Linked DNA regions of Homo sapiens: region 1 is linked to region 2. A link is a loop called in an ENCODE intact Hi-C map of the cell type or tissue named here. Cell type or tissue: GM12878. All regions are shown on one strand. Each heading gives the region's core, and the rest is flanking DNA. Links, peaks and the distances in the headings are about the cores only.

Region 1 (3,234 bases), core at 381-2,880, 140 kb after region 2:
TACAGAGGTAAATTTTGTGGCTGTTTGATTATAATTTCTGATCTGAATTTGAAAGCTCTTCCCTACCTATGTGATTAACTTGAAAGAACTTGGCTGAAGGCATCCGGGTTAATAAAAGTCTTTTTGGTAGGTGTGTTTCTCAAGCAAATAAAAGTTAGCAATTTCCCTGGCAAAGCTTAGCCTTTGTGAGTTATTGATGAAATTTTTCCCTCTTTCTCTCTCTCAAAGGCAGAAGTGGGGTAAATGGAGCATTGTGGATTGGGCTGTAGGAGGGTGGGTTATTGGTTGATTCCACAGGTGCAGGAGTAGTGAGAATTCTTAGTTGAAGCAGCTCCCACCCGCTTGCATTGAATCTTTCCTAAGAGGGGCTGCCCTTCAGCAGAATGTCACGTAGAGTTGCTTCTCACCCCAGATCTCAATTTCCTCATTCTTGAAGATTTCTACAAAAGAAACCTATGCCCTGCTTTTGCTTGCTCTCCACACCCCTGTAAGTGGGTGCTCCAGAAGACACGGAGGCCAGCAAGCCAGGACGCTTTGTTCTGATGGCTCCTAGCAACGGCACCTTCACACAACTCTCATGAGTCACTCTGAGCCCCTGTCTGGGGGCGAGCACGAGCACACTATACTGTCCCGAACGCCTGAGCGAGCCCATCATCTTCTCTTACAATTATTAACTCAGGTGGTCGTTTTGATAAGAAGTGGAAAAGTAGGGAAAACACTAGAGATGTCGCAAACTGCCTGCAGTGACAATTTTCCTTAAATATAGACGTTTATTTGAAGATATTTACCTAACTCTTCTAACCAAGATAACATCTGATCGCAGATAGCATAGTACCCTTTCAAACTTCTTAGTGTTATACACCATACACTCAGAACAGTGTATCTAACCTCAATCTACAGCTTGCTGAATTTTCAAAACCGAAACACACGCCTGCTGCTAGTAGCCAGATGATGAAACAGGGCTTTACCCACACCCCAGAAGCCCCCATCCCAATTGCTCCTTCCAGTCACAACTCTGACCCCCAAGGGTAGCCAATAGCTTGGTCCCTAAAGGCAGAGGTTCTTTCTTGCCTGTCTTTGGACTACATATAAATAGAATCATCCAGCATGTACTTTTTTCCTGTTTTCTTTCCGTCTGCATTACGTTCATGAGTTTTACCCATCTTGTCTCAGGTAGTTGGGAGACTGTTCATTCTCATTGCTGCATAGTGGTATAAATACACCAGAATTTATTTACTCATCTTCCTGTTGATGGACATTCAGGTAGTTTCCAGTGCAGTCTTGTTATGAGTGGTGCTGCTATAAACATTCAAGTTCATGTCTTTTCACCAACATGAGTGTACGTTTTTGGTGGGTATACGGTCAGGAATTACATGTTCAGCTCTAGGAGCTACTGCCAAACAATTTGTTTGTAGTTGTATCAATTTACACTTCCACCAGCAGTGATGAGAGTACCAGTGGCTCCACACTTTCTCCTAAAATGTACCTAAACAGGTGCCCCACCTGCTGGGGGATGTGGTATATGCTAGTGGCCAAAAGCCCAGACTCTAGAACTAGATGATCTGGGTTCCATTTCTAGCTTTATTATTTAATAAGTGTATGACCCTGAGGACCTTACTTAACTTCTCTGTGCCGCAGTTTTTTCACCTATAAAATGGCAATCATCATCATCTTCTTCATAGGGTTAAGAATTAAATGAACAAATGCATACAGATCATTAAGAATGGTGCCTAGCAGGGTACAGTGGCTCACACCTGTAATCCTAGCACTTTGAGAGGCAGAGGGCAAGCAGATCACTTGAGCCCAGGAATTCAAGACCAGCCTGGGCAACATGGCGAAACCGTGTCTCTACAAAATATTAAAAAATTAGCCAGGCGTGGTTGTGGGCACCTGTAGTCCCATCTACTCAGGAGGCTGAAGTGGGAGGATTGCTTGAGCCCTGGAGGTCAAGGCTGCACTGAGCCATGATCGTGCCACTGCACTGCAGCCTGGGCAACAGAGTGACCCCATCTCAAACAAAAACAAAAAACCGTACTTGGCACATAGAAAGTACTCCATAAATGTTAGATGTTATTTTTATCCAAATGTATTGAAATTAACAACCACCAGTGCAGTAAAGGAGCTGTACATCCTACTGTAAAAGAAATGGAACGTTTCCCACACAAACCGAGGAGGCAATCAGGTGAACGCCACAAGGGGTCTCTATACAAGAGGCGTGACAGCATGCAGTCTCTGACTATGTAAATCAAAGCGAATTCTTGAGAACTTGAATGTGCAAATTAAACCAGAATGTCAGCGCCCTGCAATATTTATGGCGAAGTGTGAACCCTGTATAGAAGCAATATAAATGACAGTCTTTGATTTTATTTATTTATTTATTTATTTGCTAGTGAGGCCAGTGACATATATTAAGTTAACTTACTATATATAGGACCTCAGTGAAGTGAATTCCTTACAAATCCTATAGACTTGTATAGTTTATCCTTTGGCAAACACTGTTTCAGGAATTGACATACATATGGATTTCAGTAAATAAATGTGGATTTCATCAACAGTCAATGCAAGAAAGGGAAGTGGTAGAGAAGAAATGATGATAGGAGAGTCATTGGGTAGGAAGTTCAAAGGCACGCAAAGCTGAGATGCACCCCATCACCAGGTGTAGGTCATTGAGCGGAATTGGTTTTTAATGGTAAACGTCAGCAAATACATTGCTTGTCTCTTTCAGGTTAGTGGGACTCAACCCTGACTGCATAGTAGAATCACCCGGGGAGCTTTCGCAACTGCAGGGGCCCAGCCTCAAATCCAGAAATTCTGATTCAGTTTGCTTGGAAGCAGGGCCCAGCGATTTCTTTTTCTTAAGTTCTCCAGGTGATTTGAGTGTGCAGTCAGAGTTGAAAAATGCTGCTCCTGGCTGGGCCTGGTGGCTCACACCTGTAATCCCAGCACTTTGGGAGGCCGAGGTGGGCAGATCATGAGGTCGGGAGTTTGAGACCAGCCTGACCAACATGGTGAAACCCCCGTCTCTGCTAAAAATACAAAAATTCGCCGGGCGTGGTGGTGCCCACCTGTAATCCCAGCTACTCAGGAGGCTGAGGCAGGGGAATTGCTTGAACCCAGGAGGTGGACAGGTTGCAGTGAGCCGATCATGCCACTGTACTCCAGCCTGGGCAACAGAGTGAGACTCCATCTCAAAAAAAAAAAAAATGCTGCTTCTTCTGAGAGGCAATAGTGACA
Region 2 (3,234 bases), core at 318-2,817:
CCGTCCCCTTTATCCACGGTTTTGCTTTCTGCAGTTTCCGTTATCCACGGTCAACCTCTGCCAAAAATATTAAACAGAAAATTCTAGAAATAAACAATTCATGTTTAAAATTACATACTGTTCTGAGTAATGTGATGAAACCTCGCACCGTCCTGCTCTGTCCCGCCTAGGCTGTGAATCAGTACTTTGTCCACGGTATCCACACTGAATATGCTACCCCTCATTCGTCACTTAGCCATCTTGGTGATTAGATGGAAAAAGCCAGTATACAGAGAGCTTAGTACTATTCAAAAGTTTCAGGCATTCACTGGGGGACTTGGAACATATCCCCTGAAGATAAGGGTTGGCAGGGACCACTATAGTGGGAAAAACATATTTGTCCTGCAATTACGCGACAATTCTACCTGGTGGCACTCTAACCTGAGTAATAGGGAAGACCCTCATAAGCAATTGCAGGCAAATTCCATCAGGGGGCGATGTAATCAGAGTAATAAGAAAAACATATCTGTGTGCAATTACAAGAAAATGTTACTAGGTGGCACTCCAATCTCATTAATAAGAAAAACACCGCTACACCCCAGCCCGGACAACAGAGCCAGACTATTTCAAACAGAAAAAAGAAAAAAATCTCACCGGGTGCGGTGGCTCACGTTTGTAATCGCAGCACTTTGCGGGGGCCAAGGTAGGCGGATCACTTGAGGCCAGCAGTTGGAGACCAGTCTGGCCAACATGGCGAAACCCCATCTCTATTACAAAAGTACAAAATATGTCCCGGCGCGGTGGCTCACGCCTGTAATCCCAGCACTTTGGGAAGCCAAGGTGGGCGGATCACGAGGTCAGGCTTCTGAGACCAGCCTGGCCAACATGGTGAAACCCCATCTCTACTAAAAATACAAAAATTGGCTGGGCATGGTGGCGCGTGCCTGTAATCCCAGCTACTCGGGAGGCTGAGGCAGGAGAATCGCTTGAACCAGGGAGTTGGAGATTGCAGTCAGCTGAGATCACGCCACTGCACTCCGTCTCAAAAAAAATAAAAATAAAATAAAGAGTACAAAAAATTAGCCAGGCGTGGTGGTGTGCACCTGTAGTCCTAGCTACTCTGGAGACTGATGGGAGGATCACCTGAGCCTGGGAGGTGGAGGCTGCAGTGAGCCGAGTGCATGGCGCCACTGCACTCCAGCCCAGGCGACAGTGAGAACCTGTCTCAAAAAAAAAAAAAAAAAAAAAAAAAAAAAAAAAAAAAAAATCTGCCCTACAATCCTGCAATTTACATGACAACCCCACAGGGGGCATTCTAACATAAGAGATACAAAAATATATTCTGCAATTACACAAAATTCCACATGATGACACTCTAACACAACAAATTAAAAATTGTTATGCAATTATGTAAAAAGTCCACATCTAACATAAGAAATAAAAAGCCAGCTCTGCAGTTACATAAGAATTCCACAGGTGGTGCTGTAACATAATGAGAAAATTTGTCACGTGTCTGGAATTCTCTTGGAATTTAGTCAAGAACCATATTAATACATGGTGATAAACTTATAGAATTTATTTACTTGGTAAATTAAAATGTAAGTTAAAATTTAGTACATATGATTTGAATATATCTTAATATAGGGCTTATTCTTTGCATTTTAATGACTTGTTTGCACATTATTCCTACCAGTAGTAGATCCTCTGGGGCAGAAATCAAATAATCTAATTTTTCAATCTCCTCAACCTCTACTACAGTAGTTGATGCATAATAGGAAGAATGAATTAAAAACGTGAGGCTGGACATGGTGGCTCATGCCTGTAATCTGAGTACTTTGAGAGGCCGAGGTGGCAGATCACCTGAGGTCAGGAGTTCGAGACCAGCCTGGCCAACATGGTGAAACCCCGTCTCTACTAAAAATACAAAAACCAGCTGGGCGTGGTGGCAGGCGCCTGTAGTCCCAGCTACTTGGGAGGCTGAGACAGTTGGACGGGTAGGGGGAAATGTGATCAAGACTGGAATAACGATGTTCTTTTCAATGCCTTCAAGTTGAGATTTTTTTTAAAAAATAGTGAACTAAAACATAAGCAAAATTAAGTTTATTTTTAAAAAGTAAGACCTGTAGTCCTAGCTATTTGGGAGGCTGAGGTGGGAGGATCACTTGAACCCGGGCTGTAGTGATCTGAGATTGCACCACTGCACTCCAGCCTAGGCGACAGAGTGAGACCCTGTCTCAAAAAAAAGAAACTCAGTAAGAAAATTAGGTTTGATTGTGCTTTCAGAAGCTATTGAAACTATTTCAGTAACTTAGTTATTCAGGAACATGGTTTTCCAATTAACTGGGTTGATGGCCCAGAGGAGCCTGGAAAAGCTGCCTTTAGGGTCCCCACAGGATTCATCCCAGAAGGGAGTGTCTCACTCTGCCCAAGGCTGGGCTGCACCAGCAGCTGCAGAAGGACAAGGCAAGGGCCCGGTGATTTGCAGACCAGACACACTCGAGGCCAGGCTGGAGCTCGCTTAGGAAACCTGGGAAGCAGCCAAGCTCCCTTCCTGCCAGCTGGAGGCTCTTTCTGGTGCTAATTGCTGCCTCCTCCTTTTTGAGATCCCCCGAAGCCACAGAGTCCTGTTCCCTCATTCCATCAAAGCCTGCTTTCCTGGAGGCTCACCAGCTAATGTACCCCTGATTATTTCCAGTTCCACAGCCCGAAAGCTGTTTCTAAATCGGAAATCCGAATCTTCTGTCCTGACCGGCCTCTCCGTCTGACTGCCCTCAAGTTCACGGTCACACTGCTAACTTCAGGTCCAGTCTCCCTCACCACCTTCTGTTTTGCCTTTGGGAAGGGAATTTGCGTTTTCTTCCCAGCTAAAGACCTAAACTCCAAAGAAATCTCAAATGGTGGTGTTTTAGGCATCAGCCACTGATTAGGGATTGGTCAAAGACAAATCCAGGGCTCTTCCTGGCACTGGGCTGCGCTTTGGCCCCTGGTCTGCATTGCTCACACAGCTGGGAACTCCTGGGGCCCTGGGCTTTGACTCGCAGGGATGTTACAAGATGCCGTATTAGCCTATTTAAAAATCAAAATGGGTGTCCAGCGCCCTGGCATTCATGGTCTCTGTCATCAGTCACCGCTTCACACCCTGGAGCTTTGCAAAGCCCTGAGTGCCACACTACCGCCACTCCTCAGCTGTGCTCCACGGCACCTGAGCTTTCCCACACAGTTCTAGAGCCTTCTTCTAAACAGGACTGCGTCTGT

The links. A loop is a pair of places that touch in the nucleus more often than their neighbours do. Peaks named below come from ENCODE experiments on the same cell type or tissue, not always from the same donor. Only the 100,000 strongest peaks of a DNase experiment are listed, where the experiment ranks them.
Region 1: it touches region 2 in a loop (2.4-fold over the local background); 3 of 110 quality-filtered maps call a loop at or near these places.

The regions. Positions count from the first base shown.
Region 1 is chrX:19,192,751-19,195,984 of GRCh38, reverse strand. No RefSeq gene overlaps it. Among named protein-coding and RNA genes, the nearest start is that of ADGRG2, 72 kb to the right of the region's middle. RefSeq lists an enhancer at 1,175-1,274. In GM12878, for the core only: a CTCF peak has its summit at 1,497 (motif pointing left); DNase peaks (open chromatin) are centred at 776, 1,004 and 1,324; H3K27ac peaks cover 1,852 bases.
Region 2 is chrX:19,332,444-19,335,677 of GRCh38, reverse strand. No RefSeq gene overlaps it. Among named protein-coding and RNA genes, the nearest start is that of PDHA1, 9.9 kb to the left of the region's middle. In GM12878, for the core only: CTCF peaks have their summits at 457 (motif pointing right) and 1,351; DNase peaks (open chromatin) are centred at 467 and 1,327.